Linked DNA regions of Homo sapiens: all the other regions are linked to region 1. Evidence: read pairs that join two places in POLR2A ChIA-PET (ENCODE). Cell type or tissue: MCF 10A. All regions are shown on one strand. Each heading gives the region's core, and the rest is flanking DNA. Links, peaks and the distances in the headings are about the cores only.

Region 1 (6,053 bases), core at 707-5,706:
GATGCAAGAGGAGGAGAAAGGAGGCTGGAAGGTGAAAGAACATTAGAAAGTCAAGGTAGTCAGGCATGGTGGCTCATACCTGTAATCCCAAAACTTTGGAAGGCAGAGGCAGGAGGATCACTTCAGACCAGGAGTTCAAGACCAGCCTGGGAAACACAGAGACCCGTCTACAAAAAATTTAAAAATTAGCCAGGCGTGGTGGCCTGCAACTGTAGTCTTAGCTACTTCAGAGGCTGAGGTGGGAGGATCAATCACTTGAGCCCAGGAGTTCAAGGTTACAGATTACAGTGAGCTACGACCATGCCACTGCACTCCAGCCTGGGTGACAAAAAAAAAAAAAAAAAAAGGAAGTCAAGGTAAAAGGTGATGCCAAATGAGAGATAAGAAGGGTCTGCCTAGGATTCTGGCAGTTGATGGGGAAGAGAGGGTGACTCAAGAGAAAAAATAAGCTGGACTTGGTGACTATTTGGGGAAGGATGGGAAATGGGCACAAGCGGGTCTGGGTGGAGATTGAGAAAAGTAAGGAAAGATACCAAGGTTTAAAGCTTGGGAAGATATATTTTGTTAAGATATATCTTAACAATGAGATATATATATCTTAACAAAATATATCTTAACAAAAGAATACTTCTCTGACCCCATTTGTCCCTCTAGTTCCCCTGTAAATCAAAACTCCTAAAAAAAAGTCTATAAGCACTGTTGCCATAAATGGGTACTAATTATATGATCCTTGTATTACAAATTTGCGGTGTGTAAAGTGTCAATAATAGAACTATATTTAGGGAGTTGGGGAGAGTCCTGTTTAAAGCACTCAGAGCTCAGGGCCAGGAGGGCCTGGAGCACTTGCTTTTGAAGTGGGAGGGCCCAGCCACTAGGGTGGCAGGTGCACTTCCAGGATGACCACTTCAGAGGTCCTCAGCACCAGCCCTAGGGCCAGTACTAGAGTCTACACCTGTCTCAAAGAAAATGCCAGCGCAGGAGTCCCTTCCCTTTCTTGGGAGGAATTATCCTTTATTCTTTTGTGTGTGTGTGTGTGTGTGTGTGTGTGTGTGTGTAAGTAACAAAATGTCACCTCGTATGAAACAGTAGTGTTAGGAGACAGCGATTGGTATTGAGGTGCCAAGATTTTTTATGAAATTCTACCAGTGCCGATAGCCAGTGGATTCTGAAGGGTTATAGGGCAGACTCCCTTTAAGAAGCCTAGGGATGGTCTCAGAGAGGAGAAGGAGGGCTGAGAGGAAACCTGGAGTGACCAACGGCGCATGCCCAGGGCCACCCCAGCCACTCAGCACCCTACGCACGGGTCAGGCTCTGTGAGGGCCGAGTCAGCCCCAGGCCCGGGGCGGCACTTCCCGGGTTGGCCCACCGGCCAGCCGGAGCCTGGGCGGGGCCAAGGGGGTGGGGCCAAGCCCAGCACATGCGCCTAGAGCCCTGGAAGCTCCGCCCTGCAGCGCCGCTGGCGCCCAGCAGAGGGTGGCAGCCCCCTTCTCATCTACCCTCCCGCTTTGCTGGGGCCGCTTTCACCTCCGCCAGGCCGGCCTCCAGGCCCCACCCCCAGGAGGCGTCCCCCAGGAGCTCCGGCCCGAGGGGGCTGCGGCGGCAAGATGGCCTCTCGCCGTCCCCAGGACGCGTAGGGCAAGAAGAGGCAGGGATGAGCTCGGTGCCCACTTTGTTTTTATCACCGCTCTATCCCCAGAACCTAAAACAGTTCCTACATATAGTAGGCATTCAGTAAATGCTTATTGATGGAATAAATGAATGAATACATGAATGCAAGGTCAAAAGACGCCAGGAAAGCCTGTTCTAGAGAGGGGCTTGTCTAGAGACAAGCAATCAGGAAGGTCAGTGGGTATGGGACGGCGAGCCACAGATCACTGCCCCAGAGGTGGTCGCCGAGGCTTGGGGCTCTGACACTCCCCCCAGCCCCTACACCCACCCAGTCCCTGCATTGGCACACCCATCAGTTTGCTCAGAGCCATGTGCCACCACACCTTTTCGGGCACAGAGCCCAAGTAGGGACGCCTGGGCTTGTCCTCTCTGCCAAGACCCTGAGTCAATCCCCAAAGACTAGGCAGGCATATGCGGCCGACTGCAGGGACCACCTGACTGGCCCGACAGCAGGCCTGCTGCTCTCTGAGGTCTCTCAGCTGCTGGGGATTTCCTCATGGCCCCCGGGGACTTCCAAATTGCCTCTGCTTTGCCAAGCTCCCCCAAGGCCCAAAGCCATGAGCCAGCCTTGAGGATCCTTTCCCAAAATCCTCCACAGCCCTGCCCCACATCTCATCAGGACTTGGGTCACTTCTGGGTCTCCTAAATGTACCACATGCACTATGTTCTCCTATCCACCCCCTCTGGTAGACAGGAGGGAATAAACATAATGAAGCATTGTTCTCTTTTTCATATAAATGACAACTCTTCTCCATTTCCACAGAAGAAAAAAAAGGAAGCCAGCTTAAGGGTCAGCCACAGCAATTTAAATAAAATATCAGTAAGGTCTTCCTGGGTGTGAGAGATGGAGGCCTGTGGTGCTTATTCTCAAAGTCAGAGAAGTTCTTCTAGACAAGCCTCAGGTTCCTCGTAACACTGGACATCCAATAAATATTTGAGAATCTGTGTGTTCACCTCTGGAGCCCCTATTGGGCCTGTTTCTAAAACCCTCTGAAGTAAAAAATAAAGCACAAACCCTATGTCCATAGAAACAGGAAGAAGCAAAAGCCTCTACCTTGCCTACCAACCCACCACCTCTGTGCTAACAGCCTGGGCCAAATCCACTGGGGCATGTGAGTACCTGTGTGTTACAAAGCTGGGCAGAAGACATCCTTGGCGAGGAAAGGAAGCGCTGCCCCAGTTGTGGTGGCACACAGCCAGGGACCTGCTGGCCCTGGGGCATTAGGATTCCAGAGCTGGTGGTGGTTGAGGTGTAGAAATTGCCAGAGAGGACAGCTCTTCCTTCTTGAGAGGAAGGGGAAATGCCACCATCCCCTGCCTTACCAGGGGGACTCTGAAGGAGGAAACAAACCTTCAAGAACACCCAACTATTTCTTTCTGGGAGCTGTTTAGAGCCGTACTGTTCAATATGGTAGCTACTAGCCATGAGTGGCTATTCAAATTGAAGCTGGCCGGGTGTTATGGCTCATGCCCATAATCCCAACATTTTGGGAGGTCTAGGCAGCAAGATCGCTTGTCTTCCTTTGATGACTGATTTTGAGGTCTCTCTTCTGTGCCTTTGAAAGACCCTATAGAGGATCCTCTACCCTTTGTCCCGCCCATTTTCTTCAAAATCCCAAAACTGTAGCTCTTATTGTTGCTGTAGAAACAGATGCTTGTCAAACATGAAGTTGGTTGGAAGGGCTAGTTTTGGCTGCAGGAATTGCTTTCAGCTCATCTGGGGAGGAGAGAGGAGGAAGAAAGGAGGAGAGAGGGGGCCCCAGGCAAGGGCCCACAGGTCAGGAGTTGCTGTGGTTGCAAAGGTGTTGTTAACACAAGACCAGCCTGGGCAACATAGTGAGACCCCGTCTCTACAAAAAAAATTTTTTTTTAATTAGCCAAGTGTGGTCCCAGCAACTTGGGAGGGGGAGGTGGGAGGATCACTCAAGCCCAAGAGTTCGCTGCAGTGAACTGTGATGGTGCCACTGCACTCTAGCCTGGGTGACAGAGCAAGACCCCGTCTCAGAAAAAATTCCAGTTAAATGGAAACAATGAGGATACTTCTGATTAAATTAAAATCAAATAAAATTTAAGGTTCAGTTCCTACTAAGTTGGATAGCATTATAGACCATTTCTACCCTTGCAAATTGTTCTGTTGGGCAGGTCTGGTCTAGAGGTTCCCTTTCAGTGTGTCCTGGTCCCTCTACCAATGCCTCCTTCAGATGATGCCCCCGCCTACCTGCTGTTGTCTCCCTTCCTCACCCCAGAGTCTGCTTAGACTCCTATCCACACATGCCTTGCCTTGTTCCCTAGGCCTCCAAAAGAGGTGGAGGAGGGGACTGTAGTCACAATTTAATACCCAGCTGGGAGCAGAAGCCAAGACTGAATGGAAACCTACTCCCACCCCAAGGCGTCCCAGGCCTGGGAGAAAGCCCCTCAGTGCCTGCACAATCACACAATGGTTCCTTGTTTCTGCATTCTCTGGGCCAAGCACGAGTAAGACATCTGGAATGCAGTGGCCTGAGGGCTTCCCCAAGCCACCCGCTGCAGGACTTATCTGATGTTAGTACTCCTATAGAATCAGAAGTCCCAACAGAATCCTGAACTTTCAACAGCAAATAAGGCCAATGAAGCCTCATCCAGGGCATGCCAGGATTTCTGCCATGGAGCAGTGAGGCCCATAACTGGACACCTCCCTGTGTCACCAACTAGATGAAGCAAAGGAGGAGTAGGAAGGGGAGGACACGGTGGAGAATGGACTCTGGACATATCTGACATGCTGGAGAGGAGGCTCAGAGAAGCCCCCCAGCCCCGCATCCACAGAAGAGCAAAGGAACAGATTGGCGGGTCTGACCACTGTTGTGTTCCGTCACAGAGACTTCACTGGAGAGGTTTTGCTGCAGTAAAAATCACAAGTGGGAGAGTCTAGGCATGCTCATATGGGTGGTGGAAGGAGCAGAGGACAGACTCTGGAACTGGCAGGTCAGGACTGTCTTTCTGTTTTATGCCTCAATTCCTGCTTAGTCCTAATCTAAATGGGCTGTCAGGAGCAAGACAGGTGTGAAGAAACAAAATAAATTGTAGAAAGACCAAAAAGTAGGGTGAGTTTGTTCAAATGGAAAACAAATAGGTAGAAAGACACCTGGTACTCCAGAGGTCTTGCCATCAGCTAAGAATCTGACTGGAGGGAGTCACAGAGAAAGCAGCCCAATTTTAAAAACTGGAATCAAACTTCAGACCAGATTGGAAACTCAGGCCAAAGCAATCCCTCGCTAAGATTACTGTGCAGCCCTGAGTAAGCTTAGGCCTGTTCCCCATCTCTACCTGAAAGGCACTTTGGGCATAAGCATCAGCGTGGGGACAAGAATAAAGCAGTTCTCCAACACTCCCCGTGAGCAGAGCTGAGCCATTAACAGGAACAGCACCTGTGACATTCCTGCGGGTACCAAGCTACCAGGCACCAGTGCTTCCTGACGTACCAGAGACAGATTAATGAGGATGATGATAATGTTCACTTCTTCTTTTTTTTTTAAACAGGATCTCATTCTGTCACTCAGGTTGGAGTGCAGTGGTGTGATCATGGCTCACTGCAGCCTCAAACTCCTGGGCTCAAGCGATCCTCCTGCTTCAGCCTCCTAAGTAGCTAGGACAGGCATGCACCACCACACTGGGCTAATATTTTTACTTTTTGTACAAAGTAGCACTATCTTTCGCAGGCTGGTCTTGAACTCCTAGCCTCAAGAGATCTTCCCATTTCAGCCTCCCAAAGCACTGGGATTACAGGTGTGAACCACCATGCCTGGCCAATGCTCACTGACTCTAGGCACTATTTTGAGGCACTGCTCTAAGTGGTTTATATGTATTGATTCATTTAATCCTCAAGACAACCTTACAAGGAAAGTACTATTATTTTGTGTTTGCTTGTTTGTTTGAGACAGGGTCTTGCTCTGACACCCAGGATGGACTGCAGTGGTGCAATCACGGCTCACTGCAGCAAACTCCTGGGCTCAAGCAATCCTCTCACCTCAGCCTCTTGAGTAACTGGGACTACAGGCACACACCACCATGCCCAGCTAATTTTTGTATCTTTAATAGAGATGGGGTCTCACCATGTTGTCTGGGCTTGTCTCACTATGTTGCCCAGGCTAGTCTTGAACTCCTGGGCTCAAGTGATCCTCCTGCCTCAACCTTCCAAAGTGTTGGGGTTACAGGCATGAACAACCACACTGGACTAAAACTACTATGATTATTCTCATTTCATAGATGACGAAAATGAGGCACAGAGGAATTAAATAATTTGCCCAAGGTCACTCAGCCAGTAGGCAGCATGGCCAGGATTCAGACCCAAGCAGTCTGGCTCCAGAGGCCAAGCTGTAGCCAATACTTAGCAATGTGTTAACAACACC
Region 2 (6,053 bases), core at 431-5,430, 100 kb after region 1:
GGGAATGACTGACGAAATAGGCAAGTCTTCCAGTATCGATCTACACTGATTGATAATAATCTTCTTGTTCTGAACACTTAAGTATTACTCAATAATGCATCAGGCTGGGATGTTTCTGGTCTTTGGAAACAGTTCAAGCAGAAAGCAGAATGACCTTAAGGGGTGTGTTGAAAATGATCCCTGTATTAGGAGTTAGGTTGGGCTAGAACCTTTCCAAATATTCAGTCTATGTGAGAGTTTCTCGTGATTTTGGTTAATAATCTCATCTTGGTTCAAAGTCTTGCCAAAATTCAACTGGTGGAGAAGTTAACCTAAATAGTTCTAATCCAAATAAATAGTTGCCTGTCTGGAAATTATTTCAATCTCACTTTTAAAAACATTTCATTTGCCCACCCTAAGGTATAACTGACATACAGTAAAATGCACAGACCCTAAGTGAATATTCTCATGAGTTTTTGAAAAATATATAGATCCATGTAACCAACACCCTAACCATATAAAGAACATTCCATCATAGTTCCCTGGTGTCCCTTTCCACTCAATTGCTCCCCTACCACTTTCTATTACCAAACAGTTTTGTCCATTTTTGAAGTTCATACAGGTTAGTCTCTGTCTTTTTAATGCTTGTGTAGTATTCATGTCCCCTACTGGACATACAGGTTATATCCAACAACACACATACACACGCAAGCGCACACATACATATTTGGGCTTACTTTTTGTAATAATCTGTGAGATCTTTTTTCACATTAGTGAATATTAATCCCTTGGTTGGCTGCATTTTGTTAGTACTTTTTCTCACTGTCAAATCCTCTTCATTGTTCCAAAATAGTATATCAGTTATTTGTACATTCAAAATGTTATGGTATTTAAATTGGAATAAACAAAATTATGGGTAACTTTTTTCTCACAAATCTGTTGCCTTAATCTTTTTAAATTATCATGTGCTTCCTTGTATAATCCAAAAGTGTTTCAATTTTGAAAAACATGAAGAATGATAGCCATAGCACTAGTACTAAACATTTTAAAACAATTTCTGAATTACAGAATCATAAGGAGTCTAAGATGACCATCTTTGAGAAGGAAAACTTTATTGGACGCCAGTGGGAGATCTCTGACGACTACCCCTCCTTGCAAGCCATGGGCTGGTTCAACAACGAAGTCGGCTCCATGAAGATACAAAGTGGGGCGTAAGTACAAAAACAGGGTTGGAATATACTTCAAAGTAACTCCTGAGGTTGCATCAATAGTTATGTTTTAATCAGATTTCATACGTATCGGTATAGATGTCACATTCTAGTTCTACATAATTTTGAATCTCAATTTCTTTATACCAACTACCACTTTAGGTTGCAGATTTATCTCCCCCAGACATGCCTCTATGGAAGAATTTACGTTGACTACTTATACCTGTTTTGATGATTAAGGCTAATTAACTAGCTATAGCCATATTATGCTTACAAATAGTGCCTGACACATTTAGGATGGCTATTTTTTCTAAGCCTAAAAGCATCTCATACCATTGTGTTGAGTAAAGAGGCTCAGGTTTTGGGGTATTAACCAGATTCCTAATTAGTTTTAATAATGAAATGTACTTTGAATTTCCTAGCTGGGTTTGCTACCAATATCCTGGATATCGTGGGTATCAGTATATCTTGGAATGTGACCATCATGGAGGAGACTATAAACATTGGAGAGAGTGGGGCTCTCATGCCCAGACTTCGCAGATCCAATCGATTCGCCGAATCCAACAGTAGCTGATTAAAAGCTCCAAGTACGATAATTCCTCAAGCATGAGACCTTGCTAAGCACTCTAGAATAAGTTTTATGTTCTGCTCACAGACATTGCTTTCAAATGTTAGCTGCTGAAATCCACAATAAACGTCATTTAAAAAAAAAAAACTTTGTAGACTGAATTAACTACCATGCTTCACATAAATCACACCTAAGTGGATGAGAATTTTTTTTTTTTTTTTAGTTATTTTGCTCTTGTTGCTCAGGCTGGAGTGTAATGGCGCTATCTTGGTTCACCACAACCTTCGCCTCCCGGGTTCAAGTGATTCTCTGCCTCAGCCTCCCGAGTAGCTGGGATTACAGGCATGCACCACCACACCTGGCTAATTTTGTATTTTTAGTAGAGACGGGGTTTCTCCATGTTGGTCAGGCTGGTCTCGAACTCCCGACCTTAGGTGATCTGCCCGCCTCGGCCTCCCGAAGTGCGGGATTACCGGCGTGAGCCACCACGCCCGGCCTGTGGATGAGAATTTTTGTTGTTGTTGAGACAGGGTCTCACTGTCACCCAGGCTGAAGTGCAGTGGTGCGATCTGGCTTACTGCAGCGTCATTCTCCTGGGCTCAAGTGATCCTGCCTCAGCCTCCTGAGTAGTTGGGACTACAGGTGCCTGCCACTATGCCTGGCTAATTTTTGTACTTTTTGTAGAGATGAGGTCTCACTATGTTGCCCAGGCTGGTCTCGAATTCTTGGGCTCAAGTGATCCACCCACTGTGGCTTCCCAAAGTGCTGGGATTACAGGTGTTGAGCCACTGCGCCTGTCTGGATGAGAATTTTTTAAGTCAAGCTTCCATAAAACTCCACATTCTCTTTTGTGTCCTTGCAAGTCACTCACCAGGCCAAGGACAATTATTCCTTATCTCAAAGAACAATAAAGCATATGACCTAAATGTTATCAATCTCTATAGCGACTGACACTTTTGGTAAATGTTTTTATGTCCTTTCCTCCCGTCTCCTGCTCTTTCTAATAATGTTGAAGTTGGCATTGATTTTCCTTTCACCTTGTGACAAATCAGTACTAAAGAAACAGGAAGTTTCTCCAGTGTGTACTGCCACATATTTCAACATAAAGTTATGAATAAATCCAGAATCTTGGCAACTTAACATTCTAGTTGCTCAACTGCTTAGCTCAATTTTGATTTATTTCAATTGGAAGGGCATAAGGCTTAATGTCCTGCAAAAAGGCAGGATAGCTCTGGATTTTTCAATAAGCAAGCTAATTCTAAGCACTGTAAAAACCTGTATGATTAAAAAATTTTTTTAAAATCATAGGACCATAGTATACTGAAGACTTAAATTCTTCACATATTTGACCCTTTGGAAAAAAATCATTATCAATGTCACAAACTTAGTTTTCGGTTTGTTTTTCTTTTTACTTTTTATCAGCTGAATTTAAGATTAGTCAGTAAAGACTTTTTAAAAAATTAAAGCACACAAAAGATAACAAACACCTCAGAAACTTTAAAATTTTTTATTCAACAATGTACACTTATTGTCTCTCAATTTGATCTACAAATTTCTCAAGTTTTTTTTCTGATAAAATAAGTAAATCTGGGTATGGTTGTAGAGTGTTTGTAATTTATATTTTTAAAACACTGAACATGATGAAGACATCAATAAAGGAAGATCATCACGTAAATGACACTTCCTCAGAATCCATGACATCAGAAACAGCTATAGCAAATACCTAAGCATTTAGCAAAAGGGAAAATTTCTGGTGACTGTTCTTATATGTAGAAAAGACCTATATTTTTGACTGGGCAAAACAAACATTGAAACTTTTTTTTGAGCGGGGGGAACATCCTTTAACATAACTGTACTCCACTTATTATCCATTCCCCCAGATTAAGAGGTAACTCAGCTCCTTAGTGCCTCTGCACGAGACAGAGAAATTACTTCACTCCTCCAGTAGGTTCTAAGACTGAACATAAGTGAACTACTGACAGATGCGGAAGAGGAACCATAGCCATCTAAAATGATGCTTGCTACACTCCTGCATTTCTGCCTTTTAAGGCCATGCAATTAATATGGGTCACCTTTTAAGTCTTAACTGGATAACTTAGTTTTTAACTGCCACTATCAATGAAGATACATATAGAAGGGTTTTGCTGTGTCCTCAAAGGCAACAATATACTTGATGAAGAAGTAACCCTCTTCTGTATATTGAAAAAGCTATAAAATGGAAATATTTATTTTTTATGTAGGAGCATGGGGAAAATGCTATCAGTAATATCTTCTACTTAAACATATTAGCCTCTCCTACAAAGGTCCTGAACCAATTAAAAAAAAAAAAACTTTAAAAAAGATGATTTGACAAAACCTGGGTAGTAGTACATCTACACATTATAAGTACACATACACAAAGTAAAGCTATTTAGTACATACAGATTGCAGCACTTGAACCAAATGTACCCAACTCCTAAACTTGTTCTAATCAGCTTGGGCAATTTTTTAAAAGATACACGTTATCTTTAAAACAACCAGTGCTTTGATCTTACAAACAACTGAATAATTCTAATCTCAAGCCAGTCAATTCAGTAAACCAAATTTATGCTAAAGCAATAAAGGTAAAAGCCTATCCTACCTTTAAACCAGCTTTAAGACAAAAAATCGTCACCAAGTTCCATATGACAAAAAAGGGTCTTTCAGTTTGAATTACTTTCCATTTCTATTTGATCAAATAAACCAAAATATTACTAAGGAAGAGCATCCAATGATTTGTAAAGCTGATAAAACTGCCCTGTTTCAAGAAAAGCTCTTTAATAGATACAAGTCAAGCTCTCGTTTAAATTGAACTTTATTAAAATAGGTGCCAGTTTTCCTCTCTCCTAGTTCCACTGATGAGCTAGCCCAGAACTATGTAACTTTGAGCCAAGTTTCCAAAGATGGTAAAGCTAACAACAGCAAAGTAGTAAGGACAAATCGGTCACTTTTGGTAATGACACACAAATTAAACTTTCAAAACATGTGCATAGCTTTATTCATCTACTTAGATCTAACCTTTTCACGGAGCTTCGGCAAAATTCGAGTGTGCAAAATGCATTTCTAAAACGTAATGCAAGCAAAGCTTTCACATTTACACTGGCAGGAAATACAGAGAGAAACTAACAAGTCACATTAGGGAAAATTCAGATCTTTTTTTTTTTTAATGACAAGAATTGCACAGTTTATTATTTTGAGACAATTGTTGCAGACATAAATATTTAAAATTTTCTAAGCAAGGTGCTTTTAACAAAATTTTTAAAGTTGGAAAGAGCTGATAACTTGGATCATAGCTCACACAGAATTCCAAATTAAAGTGGACTCCATTATCTCCCTATATTTTGCAAACAATGCTTTGTATAACACTTCTTTAAAACACTAAAAGAGACAGCAAGCTGAAACTTTTTTCAAAGCACACAAGAAATGTTTACTTGAAGAAGGTGCTGAGGGGAGAAGGGAGTGAAGAATCCTTTTACTATTTCCCACTACAGGACAGCCACTAACAGACTAAGAACAAAAAAGATACAACAAAAAAAGTAAATCACTTCCCCAGCTTATAAAATAGTTCCAGTTTCGCAAGATCTGTAACTTTAAACAGAGAGCACCAGTTGGGCAATAGAATGAGCATTTCATACTGCATAAAAATTAGTGAGGTGGTAAGAACCATCGACTATCTCAGGCATTACTACATGGCGTTTCCAATTTTTTTTTTTTAATATACATGCAAGGCACATTGATATAAAAATAGATCTCTGGCCAACAAATATATTAAATAAGCAAATTAAAATTTTGGCTTTGCGATATTGGCAACATCAAAATATAACCAGATAGCTTTGGCCCACACATCTTTCTCATTCCTCCACCTCATTTGGTGTTTCCCACCCATTATTTTGGGTTCAATCACCTTCAAGTTTGGGTATGTGCTTGAGAAATGACTTTTCTTCTTGTCAAGTAGCATTCACTAAAGTTTTCCTTTGCTAAGTAAAAAGACAAGAGAAACAGCTGGAGTTTTGATTGATTTGATTTAAACTAAATCTGATTGGTTCAGGGCAGCACTATTTCCCCTCTATATACAAACAAAAAATAAGTCCCCAGCTTACATAGACAAATGTTTTCTAAAAGATCAGCAACAAATCAATGACACCACGTCCTTTAAGCCATTCTTCCCAATTCCTCTTTCTGAGGCAGAGAGAGGGAATAATAGAAACAAAGCTAAGATTTAAACTATTTTCAGTAGTAGAAGACATTTAAGGCCAAAAAGTGTACTATTAACAGAATTC
Region 3 (6,053 bases), core at 699-5,698, 69 kb after region 1:
CACTCCAGCCTGGGTGACAGAGCAAGACCCTGTCTCAAAAAAAGAAACACACACACACAAGACACCACAGCAATCCTGGACCACTTGGGTCTGGACCTTAAGTCAGAGAAAAATAAACTTCCATTTTGTTAAAGCCACCACTCCCTTGGTTGTCTGTCACTCACGGCCAAATGCAATCCCAACAGAAACACACATATGCACAGACAAGCACATGCATACACACATACTCTCAATGACAGTGCACGCGGCCCACAAGACACAAGGAGAGACGTAAATGTTGAAATCTCACTAGGTTAGGAGTATTCATCTACTCACATGAACTCATACCACACACCAGTTTCAGGAGCTGTCCTTCCCCGAGGTTCACATCTCACTCCGCACTTCCCCTGCCACAACCCTCACTGTGGTATATTATAATTAGAATATACTTGTCCATATCACCCTTCCCCTGGTCAACCCTTGGACCCCATCTGTCTTGTTCATCATCATTCATTTAGCACCAAGCACAGGACTTCAATCGACATTTGACCAGGTTTGTATTTTACAAACAGCCTGCAGGTGACACTTTGAGCTGCTGGGGACTAGAGTCTGAGTGTAATGAGACTGATGAGGAGCCTGCCTGGATGTGAGGAGACCCTGAACTGGAGCCTCAGTACTGGAGACGGGGATGAAATGGAGAGAGCAGGAGGTGGGATTGACAGGCATTGGGAGTGATTGGGGGGCGAGGGAGAAGTAGGAGTCAAGGAGCGCACCCAGATTTCTAATCTGGACGATGCAATAACAAATGGTGGCACTCTTTGCTGACAGCAGAAACAAGGGGGGAGCAGAAGACTCAGGAGAAGGTAACAAGCTCAGTTTTGCCTATCTGTATTTCAAATGCCTGGGGGGCCATCCAGGTGGACTCATGCAGGAGGCAGCTAGACGGTTGGATGGAACAAAAGACTAGTGAAGACATGACCACGCTTTCTGAAACATTCCCATGCAAGTCATTCATTGTCCAGACAAAGTGTTGGAGGAAGCGGGGTGCAGGGCAGGGCCCTGGGTTGGAAGTTGACAGACCCACATTCCCTTCGCCACTACTACCTGATGTGTCATCTTGATGGGCAAGGGACACTGCCTTCTGGCTTGTACTTTTCTACTTAGTTGTAAAAATGAGAAGCCTGCCTCAAACCTCTGTGTTTCCTTCTAGCTCTCAGATGCTATGGCTAAATATTTGAAATATTTGCAGGCCTACCCTCTGCAGGCTACTGGGCTGGGCCCTGACCCCATTTCCACTTCTCTCAAACAACAACAACAACAACAACAACAACGACAACAACCACCAAAAAGCAGGTCAACTGCAGGAGGAAACTGGGAGGTGAAACACACTGTAAGCTCCTCTGCTCCAAACTGCTCTTCTTTTTCCCCATTCCCTGCACCAAGGTCTCTGTCCACCCAATACACCAGAATGCCCTCCTTAGGTCTCCAGGCCCCTCCAGCTACTCCCAACAACTATTTCCCAAAAGACCAACTAGGAATAAAAATTATCCCCATTCCTCCCCTTTGTGTCACACTTTACATTTCTACTTTCTCCAGTATAAATGATATTTACTGCACGGGAACCATATGGTAGGCACCATGCCAGGCTCTGGGATGAAGACCACACAGACCCTACCCTCAAAAAAGCAGGGAAGAGAGTTAGCAATGTAATTCGAGGTGAATGAACCACACAGGGGCTGTAGGAACATAGATGAAGGGAAGTGGTGTGTGTGTGTGTCTGTGTGTGTGTGTGTGTTCAGGAGGATCCTCAAACCCTGTGAAGTTTTGGGTTTTTTGTTTGTTGGCATGTTTGTTTAAGATAGAGTCTTGCTTTGTTGGCCAGCCTGGAGTGCAGTGGCTTGATCTCAGCTCACCGCAACCTCCACCTCCCGGGTTCGAGCAATTCTCGTGCCTCAGCCTCCCAAGTAGCTGGGATTACAGGCATGCACCACCACGCCTAGCTAATTTTTGTATTTTTAGTGGAGACAGCGTTTCACCTTGTTGGCCAGGCTGGTCACGAACTCCTGACCTCAAGTGAGCCACCCACCTCAGCCTCCCAAAAGTGCTGGGATTATAGGCATGAGCCACCATGCTCAGCCATTTGTTTGTTTTCTGATACAGGGTCTTGCTCTGTTGCCCAGGTGGGAGTGCAGTGGTGCAATCATGGCTCACTGCAACCTCGACTTCCCAAGCTCAAGCGATCCTCCCGCCTTAGCCTCCCTCGTAGCTGGAACCACAGATGTCCGCCACCATGCCCACCTAATTTTTTACATTTTTTGTAGGGACAGGATCTTGCTGTGTTGCCCAGGTTGGTCTCAAACTCCTGAGCTCAAGCAATCTTCCCAACTTTGCCTCCTACAAGTGCTGGGGATTACAGGTGTGAGCCACTGCACCTGGCCCCTGTGAAGTTTTTATAAAACATTAGCACTGGAAGGGATCTCACAGACCAATTAGTCCCACTCCCTCATTTTACATGTGCAGAAACTGAGGCCCAGGCTGGCCACGCATGGTGGCTTACACCTGTAATCCCAACACTTTGGGAGGCTGAGGCAGGAGGATCATTTGAGCCCAGCGGTTCAAGACCAGCCTGGACAGCATAACAAGAACCCCCATCTCTACAAAAAAAATTAAAAATTAGGCCAGGTGCGGTGGCTCACGCTTGTAATCCCAGCACTTTGGGAGGCCGAAGCGGGCAGATCATGAGGTCAGGAGATCGAGACCATCCTGGCTAACATGGTGAAACCCCGTCTCTACTAAAAATACAAAAAATTAGCCGGGCATGGTGGCAGGTGCCTGTAGTACCAGCTACTCGGGAGGCTGAGGCAGGAGAATGGCGTGAACCCGGGAGGCAGAGCTTGCAGTGAGCCGAGATCGTGCCACTGCACTCCAGCCTGGGTGACAGAGCAAGACTCCGTCCCAAATAATAATAATAATAATAATAATAATAATAATAATAATAATATCTTAAGAGGTATAAGAGCTAATATGCTTCCTTCCGGGCTTCATTCTAAGCTCTCTAGATGGATTGATTCGTTTATTACTCACAACATACCTGAGAGTTAGGTTTTTATGTTCCCCTAATATGACAATATTGAGTCTTAGGTTAATTGACTTGCCTGAGGTCACACAGTTAACACAATACTGAATACAGGTAGTCCAAATAAAGAGCCATGAGCGTGGGGGGGAATTGCCTGGAGGCCTTAACATATGATTTCTATACCCTACCCTCAGAAAGTCTGATTCTCTCGGCCTGAAGTGAACAAGCTGGAATTTGCATTTTAGCCATGCACCCTAGGTGATTATGGTTTGGTGGCTATCGGACCACTCTCTGAAAAAACCCAGTTCGAATGTACCTTTTTTCTCAATTCAGAGTTTTCTGGCACAATCCCTCCCTTCCTTGGGACTCCCTGTCCTCAAGGGACCCCGCTTTCCGGAGTCTGCTGGGAATAAGGGTACTCTGGAAACGGACGTATGCCCCCTGGTGGTCAGAAATTAGAGGCTAGGCGCTACAGCCAGCAGGGTCCCGTCAACCGCACAAATTTGTGAACTTTTCTAGAATTTCGTTCAGCCAGTATTACTGAGGTGCCACTATGGGCCAGCACTGAGCCATTGTAATACACAGCACATTGGAGAGAAAGAAGACTTCTGGGGACAGAATTTTTCAAGGTGACTGCTCACCTATTTTCATCCGTGGATACAAAGGCATCAGTTTCAAGCTGCAATTGGACAAATTTCACCTGGTCTAAGTATTCGTATCTGGCAACATATAGCTCTGATCTTAGGTCTTTAGGAGGCTGAAAAAGAGTTTTTTGAAAAAGGCTGAGTCCACCCTCGGGAAGGAAACACAGGAGCATGTATATTTGCAGGGCTCCAAGGCTTTGTAGTCAGGCTGTTCCAGCTCTGTTACTTCAGGCTCTGGGACCCGGGAGCAGTTATTTCATCTTTCTAAGCTGCAGCTGCTTCACCTGAACTATGTGAATAATAACAACACCTGTCTCAAAGGTTTGTGTGATGAAATGGTCTCTTAGTGCCTGGCACAAGATAAACGTTCAAAAAAGTTGTAGGTATTTTGAAATATAATACTTTGTAGTTATATACCATAAAGTATACACTATATATACCAGGGTTCTAACACCAGCCTTAATTCATTCACCTTAAAAAGGAACACAAATGGGCCGGGCGCGGTGGCTCACGCCTGTAATCCCAGCACTTTGGGAGGCCGAGGCGGGTGGATCAACTGAGGTTGGGAGTTCAAGACCAGCCTGGCCAACATGGCGAGACCCTGTCTCTACTAAAAATACAAAAATTAGCCGGGCGTGGTGGTGCGCGCCTACAATCCCAGCTACTCGGGAGGCTGAGGCAGGAGAATCGCTTGAACCCGGGAGGTGGACATTGCGGTGAGCCGAGATCGCGCCACTGCGCTCCAGCCTGTGCAACAAGAGCAAAACTCCGTCTCAAAAAAAAAAAAAAAAGGAACACGAATAATTCTTGAGGCCAGGCACAGTAGCTCACTCCTGTAATCCCAGCACTTTGGGAAGCCAAGGTGGGAGAATCACTTGAGGCCAGGAGTTGGAGACTAGCCCAGACAACATAGTGAGACCCCTGTCTCTCCAAATAAAAAAAAAATTAGCCAGACATGGTGTCATGAACCGGTAGTCCCAGCTATACAGGAAGCTGTCGCAGGAGGATCACTTGAGCCCTGTAGTTGGAGGCAGCAGTGAGCCACTCCTGCCTGGGTGACAGACCAAGACCCCATCTAAAAAAAAGAAAAAACTCTTGATCCACTGTAGTTGAGAGACAAGATTTCCTCCAGTTTTGAATCCTCTAATATGTGATGCATAGACATCTAAACTATTCCACACTGTTGGTGGGATTGCAAGCTAGTACAACTTTGAAAAATTGTTTGATAGTGTCTGCTAAAACTGAACATATTTATGGCCCAGCAATTTATTCTTAGGTATATTCCCAAAAGAAATGTTTACATATGTTACCCAGAAAACATAAACAAGCATGTTTATAGCAATACTATTTATAACAGCCTCCAAGTGGGGAAATATCTAAGTGTCTATCAACACTACAATAAGTTTTTGTGTGTGTTTGTTTGTTTGTTTTGTTGAGATGAAGTTTCGCTCTTGTTTCCCAGGCTGGAGTACAAAGGCAAAATCTCGGCTCACTGCAACCTCCGCCTCCCGGGTTCAAGCAATTGTCCTGCCTCAGCCTCCTGAGTAGCTGGGATTACAGGTGCCCGCCACTACGCCTGGCTAACTTTTGTATTTTAGTAGAGACGGAGTTTCACCATGTTGGCCAGGCTGGTCTTGAACTCCTGACCTCAAGTAATCGGTCCGCCTTGGCCTCCCAAAGTGCCGGGATTACAGGCATGAGATATGGCGCCCGGCCTAGATGTTTATTTTTTATTTTATTTTTATTTTATTTTATTTTATTTTATTTTATTTTATTTTATTTTATTTGAGACAGAGTTTCACTCTTGTCGCTCAGGCTGCAGTGTAATGGCAGTCTCGGCTTACTGCAACCTCCACCTCCCAAGTTCATGCAATTCTCCTGACTCAGCCTTCTGAGTAGGTGGGATTACAGGCGCACACCACCCTGCCCAGCTAATTTTTATATTTTAGTAGACACGGGATTTTACCATGTTGGCCAGGCTGGTCTTGAACTCCTGAATTCAAGTGATCCGCCTGCCTCGGCCTCTCAAAGTGCTGGGATTACAGGCGTGAGCCACCACGCCCGGCTCCAGCTACATTTTTAAATTGTGGTATTTTCATAGACTAGAACACTACATGCAGTAACATGAGTAAATTTCACAAATATAATGACAAAAGAAGCCAGACACTGAAGAGTCCATACCGTATGATTTCATTTATATAAAGTACCAAATGGTTGAAATGAAATGCCATTAGAAACTGGAATACTAATTGCCTTTAGGTGCAGAGTGGTGATTAGAGGGGGGCTAAAGGGGTTTCAGGGAGGGGATTGCCAATAATGTTCTATATCATGATCTGTGTGGCAGTTATACAAAG
Region 4 (6,053 bases), core at 406-5,405, 90 kb after region 1:
CCACCATGCCCTGGCTAATTTTTGTATTTTTAGTAGAAACAGGGTTTCACCATGTTGGCCAGGCTGGTCTCCAACTCCTGACCTCAAGTGATTCACCCGCCTCGGCCTTCCAAAGTGCTGCGATTACAGGCATGAGCCATAGTGTGTGGCCTACCCTTCCTTCTTATACCAAGAATATAAAAGAATTGGAGACAGAGGCAGAAAGAAAATTTTGGGAGATAGCTGTGTTGTGAATCCCACTGCCCTTCAGGGGAAGGGGTGAAGGAGCTTCACTGCAAGGCAAAGGAGAAGGCTACGAGGGGCCCACTCTGAAAGCTTAAGATGTGTCCCCTGCAGACTAGAATCTAAAGGTCAGAAGTTAGGCTGGGCAACTGCTGAGGGATGAGGCCAAGCAAAGGAGGCTGATTGAGTAAGAACAAGCCCACATGCCAGAATTGGCCACGGCAAAGCATGTGTGAGTGCTTCCCATGGATGAAAGGGAGGTCATGCCTGAGAGGGAGCTGGAATGGGGTTGTAGCGACTTAGACCTGGAGCACAGATGTGTCCTTAGCAGAATGACACTGGAGGTGACCACCAGGTACCTAGGAGCTGTAGAAGGAACAGGTAGCCAGAGTGGAGATGCATAGACCTAGATCAAAGTTATTGCAGGTGGGGGCTCTCCCAAGAACCATTAAGTGCCCACAAAACTGACAGCTGTGAAGAGTTGCCAGATACAGAGTAGTGTGAAGCCATCTAACCACAGGACCAGTCAAGTAAGAAATTTTCTGCCCTCTTCCTCTCTTGTTCCTTCCACTCCTGGAAGGGTCAGAAACCAGTGAAATAGTGGGAGAAAGAAAAAAGGTTCATGCTGGGCATGGTGGCTCACGCCTGTAATCCCAGCACTTTGGGAGGCCGAGGCAGATGGATCACGAAGTCAGGAGATTGAGACCACGGTGAAACCCCGTCTCTACTAAAAATACAAAAAATTAGCCAGGCGTGGTGGCAGGCGCCTGTAGTCCCAGCTACTCGGGAGGCTGAGGCAGGAGAATGGCGTGAACCCGGAAGACGGAGATGCAGTGAGCCGAAATTAGCACCACTGCACTCCAGCCTGGGCGACAGAGCGAGACTCTGTCTCAAAAAAAAAAAAAAAAAAAAAAAAAGAAAGAAAGAAAGAAAAAAGGGTTCACTTTCCCTGGGTCCCTGGGTCCAGGATTTCTGCCTAAAGCATGTCCTGTCTGGGATTACAAATAGATGACTTACTTTTGAATGGGGATTGAAGTTTTGGTTGCTACCACCATACACTGAACATACGCATTTAAAATTGAGATTGTCTTTTTTGTGATTTAAAGTAACTATCTAGGCCCAGTTGAGGTGACTCAGGCCTATAATCCCAGCACTCTGGGAGGCCAAGGCAGGCAGATCACCTGAGGCCAGGAATTTGAGACCAACCTGGCCAACATGGCGAAACCCCATCTCTACCAAAAAATACAAAAATTAGCCAGGCGTGGTGGTGGGTGCCTGTAATCCCAGCTAACTGGGGGGCTGAGGCACAAGAATCACTCAAATCCGGGAGGTGGAGGTTGCAGTGAGCCAAGATCACACCACTGCACTCCAGCCTGGGTGATAGAATGAGGCTCGGTCTCAAAAAAATAAAATAAAATAGGCCGGGTGTGGTGGCTCACACCTGTAATCCCAGCACTTTGGGAGGCTGAGGTGGGCGGATCACCTGAGGTCAGGAGTTTGAAACCAGCCTGGCCAACATGGTGAAACCCCATCTCTACTAAAAATACAAAAATTAGCCAGGCGTAGTGGCGGACACCTGTAGTCCCAGCTACTTGGGAGGCTGAGGCAGGAGAATCGCTTGAACCCAGGAGGCAGAGGTTGCAGTGAGCTGAGATCACGCCATTGTGCTCCAGCCTGGGTGACAGAGCAAGACCGTCTCAAATAATAATAATAAAAAAATAAAAATAAAATAAAAGTAACCATCTAACTTTTTATTACCAACAAGTGTCAAGAAAAGCCATGAGACCATTCAAATTTACATCTAAGGCAAAGAAGAGAAACTAGCCCCACCAGAAAAAGAAATAAATAAAGGGGCCGAGGAGATGAGAATAAAGTTGCTTTCCTAGCTACTCTGTTGTTCACACGAGTCAAGAGGAAGAGGGATGCCTATAAGCAACATGATAAAAAATACAGACTTTTGAAACAAAGAGAATTGAGTTTGTAATGTGGCTCTGCCACTTCCTAGCTTATGTGGCCTCAGGTTGATAACATAAGTTCTCTGAGTGTTTTCTGCATTAGAAAATGGAGCTAGTTAGGCATATCTCCCAGGGTTATTTGGGAGCACTAAACTAGATAACATTTGGAAAAAGACTTAAAAACATATTGGTTTTCTTCCTTTCTCCTCTTTGTTATAGGATGCTGTGGTTGGCTGGTCAGCCTGGGTAAGCCAGGGAAGATTTCCTGCAGGTGGTGACTCTTTACACTGTCTTCTCCAAAGGACAAAAGAGAAGCAGATTGGCAGAGGCGGATCATGGGATGCTCCAGACAAAAGCAAGAGGAGACTAGGGTTGGCAGATAAAACGCAGGATACATACCCAATTAAAGCTGAGTTTCAGATAAACAACAAATATTTTTTGAGTAGAAAAAAATGTTTGAGATCTACTGATACTGAAAAAAAAAGCCATTATTTACCTGATATTCACATTTAATTTAGTGTCCTATATTTTTACTTGCTCAGTCTAGCAACCCTGAATGATACAGAGTTGGACTGCTTGGCTACAGTGGAGAGAGTGGGCTGAGTGTCACACAATAGGACAAGTCCCATCCTTGTACCTACTTTTCTAGCTGTTTCATAGGGGTTCTAGTTGAGAGGAAGTGACTAAATCTGCAGTATTGAGAAATTCACTTAGACTGAGTTGAATTGAGATGCTCTGAGTCATTTACACACAGAGCAAGCAGGCTGTGGAGGCTGGGCCCTTAGGACAACAGCTCTCCCAGCAGGTTGGCATCCTTTTATGCCTGGAAGCAGAGGAATGGATGACCTCAGAAAGGGTTCAGAAAGAAATGGAGGCAAGTTCTCCCCCAGTGCCTGCCCTGCTGCCTTTTCAGGCCCAGCCAGGCCCTGGCTCCCCTGCCTGTTTGAAGAGGTAGAAAGGCACAGGGCAAAAAAACAAGATCCTGCAGCAGCAGCCCCTCATGGGGGAGGTGGGTGCAGGCTGAACGCTGACTGGGCCCTTTGCTTTGTACCCATCCTGCTTATTCCCACACAACAAAAGCGCTGCTCAGCCGCCTGGCCAGCTCCATTGTGCACTTACCACAAAGTGCTGAGTCCAAGGGCTTCCCTGGCCCCATGACCTCACTCCCTCTCCCCCGGCCTAGAGGCAAGGCCAGGGAGTCAAAGCCATCCACAAAATTCCACTGAGCATCTATGCTGCTTGGCGTGTAGCCCTGGTGTCCAGAAGCCCAAGGTTCGAAATGCCCTGGTTACATATGGGGAGCTGTCATGGTCCTCTTAATGTCAGATATCACCTCTAAATCTAACAGTGCACCCCGCTGGACAGCCAGTTGTCTCATTCAGTTGTGCAATGGGTGTGCAGGCTGAGAACACAGTTTGCAACCTGTGTCCCCAAAAGATCCATGCCCTCTAGAAAACTAGACTGACAGAATACGCTGCTAAAATTTAATAAAGAAAAATATCGGAAAACAAGAAAAATGGAGTGAATTTTCCAAATTCAAAGGAAACATTTTTTATCTGAATTTTTTTTCTAAAATCTGTGCTACTTGCTCCCACTTGTCTCTATGAGAATTTAGCAAAAGATGGTATCTGACTTGGCACAGTCAGTAATGCAATTACCATGTGGTGATGAGTTCTGAGTACCTAGCATTGCTCTAAATCCCTTTATTTCCCTTCATCTGATAGCAGTGGTTAAGGTAGATATTATCACCCTATTTTGTGCCAGGAAGAAAGAAGATGGGCTTTGCAGTCAGATAGACATATACTGAAGTCCCTGCTAGGTTCCCTGGCCCAGAACTTCCCTGGCCTCTCAGAACCTCAGTTAGCTCATCTGTAAAATGGGTATTATTATCTACTTCACGGCATTGTGGTAAGGATTACAAAGACACTGTCTGGTTTTGCAGTCAATGCTCAGTAAGCTGTAGTTATTATTAATAAGGATGAACAGGAGAGACCCATACTCAGCCTGGGAGAAGGGATTCCAAGCTGGTTGCTCCCTTCATTACCACTCCTTGAGTGGCTCTGCTTTAACTTTCCTGGAATGAGATGGGGCTGGGGGCTGCCGCAAGGGAAGCAGCAGTGCCAGACAATGTCAGAGGGGGAATCCGCCAGAACTCTGTTAAAAACTATATTGAGTTGACATTTGGAAGGCTTGGTGGTCAGTACTGGAGAGCTGAGAATCCTCAATCTTTCAGGACTTAAGGTGATTGAGAAAAGTGGATTGAGGCCAGATGAGGACTTATGACTCCAGGAATGTATGATGGATATTTGTAAATTGTTCTCACAATAACCCTGATTCCCACCCGACCACCACTATAGTTCTGTGCATGTGTGTTTGGGCTTTTCAATCAAACATAAAAGCCTCGCTTCTCTGCAAAAATTAAAAATTAGCTAAGTTGATCTCCATGTACTAGCAATTCAGTAGGATGTAAAGCCCCCATATTACGATGCTGAGGGTGTGTGAAGCCCAAGCAGGCCAGTTGTGGCTGGGGTGAGAAGGCCAAACTCAGCTGGGTGCTCCTAGCAATAAGGACTATGCCACCAGAATCACAAAACCCAGTCATTCATTCATTCATTCATTCATTCATTCGGAATATACTTATTGAGCTAGAAGGTATGCTTAGAGCCGAAGACGTAACAATGACCCAGGCAGGCTGCAGTGGCTCACACTTGTAATCCCAGCACTTTGAGAAGCTGAGGCCAGTGAATCCCTTGAGTCCAGGAGTTCGAGACCTGCCTGGGCAACATGGCAAAACTCTGTCTCTACAAACAAATACAAAAATTAGCTGGGCATGATGGCGCACACTTACCATCTCAGCTACCTGAGAGGCTGAGTTGGGAGGATCGCTTGAGCCCGGAAGGTGGAGGTTGCAGTGAGCCATGATCGTGCCACTGCACTCCAGCCTGGGCAACAGAATGAGACCCTGTCTTAATAAAAAAAAAAAAGAGAAAGAAACAACCAAAAAAAAAAAAAACCTCAGTGAACTAGACAGATGAGGCTCCTGCCCTTATAGAGCATGGAGGCTAGTGGAAGAATTAGATAGGTAAACAATGTTTTATTTTTTAAAATCACTTAGTCTTAATAGAAAATATGTTCCCAATGTTCAAAATTTAAAGATTACAGAAAAATATACTATGAAAAGTCTTGTCCTGTATCTGAGGCCCAAGTGCCTCAGTTTCCCCCAACATTTGGAAACCAGTACTTCTAGTTCCTAAAGCAATTTCTGCAGCATGATCAATGTGATCTTGTGTAATTGGAAAAGCACAGGATGACATGAGGACACACTGTGAGGGCCTAAGCCAGCCTAAGAGTGGATGATTGAAAAAATGACTAAATGAGTGTTTCCCAAAGACCCTAATTCTGAAGAAAGGAAGGAGGAAGAGAAGGGAAAGGAAAGAAGAATCACCAACCATAGACAGCTAGTGCTTTAAGCCCTTGCACAGCCACCAGGTGGCCAGAGCATGCTATGATACCAAAAGCAACTCTGTCCCCTGCCAGACATCCGTCCAGACATCACGAGTTAATCAAGGCATCAGAAACATCCTTGGGGCGATGTGCCATGCTTAGCATCAGATTTATATGTCTAACAGCAAGTTTGTCCAACCGGCAGCCTGCAGGTGGTATGTGGCCCAGGACAGTTTTGAATGCATCCCAACACAAATTAATAAACTTTCTTAAAACATTATGAGATTTGTTTTGTAATTTTTTTTTAGCTCATCAGTTATCATTAGTGTTAGTATATTTTATGTGTGGGCCAAGATAATTATTCTTCTAATGTGCCCCAGGGAAGCCAAAACATTGGAAACCCCTGGTCTGGAACGTTCTACCCAAATCTGC

Evidence for each region. Peaks named below come from ENCODE experiments on the same cell type or tissue, not always from the same donor. Only the 100,000 strongest peaks of a DNase experiment are listed, where the experiment ranks them.
Region 2: POLR2A ChIA-PET joins it to region 1 with 12 read pairs; 11 of 35 experiments call an interaction of 5 or more read pairs at or near these places.
Region 3: POLR2A ChIA-PET joins it to region 1 with 13 read pairs; 15 of 35 experiments call an interaction of 5 or more read pairs at or near these places.
Region 4: POLR2A ChIA-PET joins it to region 1 with 18 read pairs; 11 of 35 experiments call an interaction of 5 or more read pairs at or near these places.

What each region holds. Positions count from the first base shown.
Region 1 is chr17:29,147,563-29,153,615 of GRCh38, forward strand. The region is part of intron 2 of MYO18A (myosin XVIIIA); the gene reads right to left. The region is part of intron 1 of LOC124903967 (a long non-coding RNA gene); the gene reads left to right. Among named protein-coding and RNA genes, the nearest start is that of MYO18A, 30 kb to the right of the region's middle. RefSeq lists a silencer at 1,214-1,693 and enhancers at 2,074-2,263, 2,284-2,333. In MCF 10A, for the core only: a CTCF peak has its summit at 1,469 (motif pointing right); DNase peaks (open chromatin) are centred at 1,429, 2,019 and 2,819.
Region 2 is chr17:29,252,593-29,258,645 of GRCh38, forward strand. It overlaps CRYBA1 (crystallin beta A1), which reads left to right. Exons shown (of 6, transcript NM_005208.5): 5 at 1,048-1,190; 6 at 1,610-1,902. The coding sequence ends at 1,757. It overlaps NUFIP2 (nuclear FMR1 interacting protein 2), which reads right to left. Exons shown (of 4, transcript NM_020772.3): 4 at 3,247-6,053. Among named protein-coding and RNA genes, the nearest start is that of CRYBA1, 8.8 kb to the left of the region's middle. In MCF 10A, for the core only: no CTCF peak of the experiment used is centred there; DNase peaks (open chromatin) are centred at 2,859 and 5,379.
Region 3 is chr17:29,216,086-29,222,138 of GRCh38, forward strand. No RefSeq gene overlaps it. Among named protein-coding and RNA genes, the nearest start is that of CRYBA1, 28 kb to the right of the region's middle. RefSeq lists an enhancer at 1-41 and a silencer at 3,526-3,615. In MCF 10A, for the core only: a CTCF peak has its summit at 3,513 (motif pointing left); a DNase peak (open chromatin) is centred at 3,496.
Region 4 is chr17:29,238,237-29,244,289 of GRCh38, forward strand. No RefSeq gene overlaps it. Among named protein-coding and RNA genes, the nearest start is that of CRYBA1, 5.6 kb to the right of the region's middle. In MCF 10A, for the core only: no CTCF peak of the experiment used is centred there; DNase peaks (open chromatin) are centred at 435 and 2,945.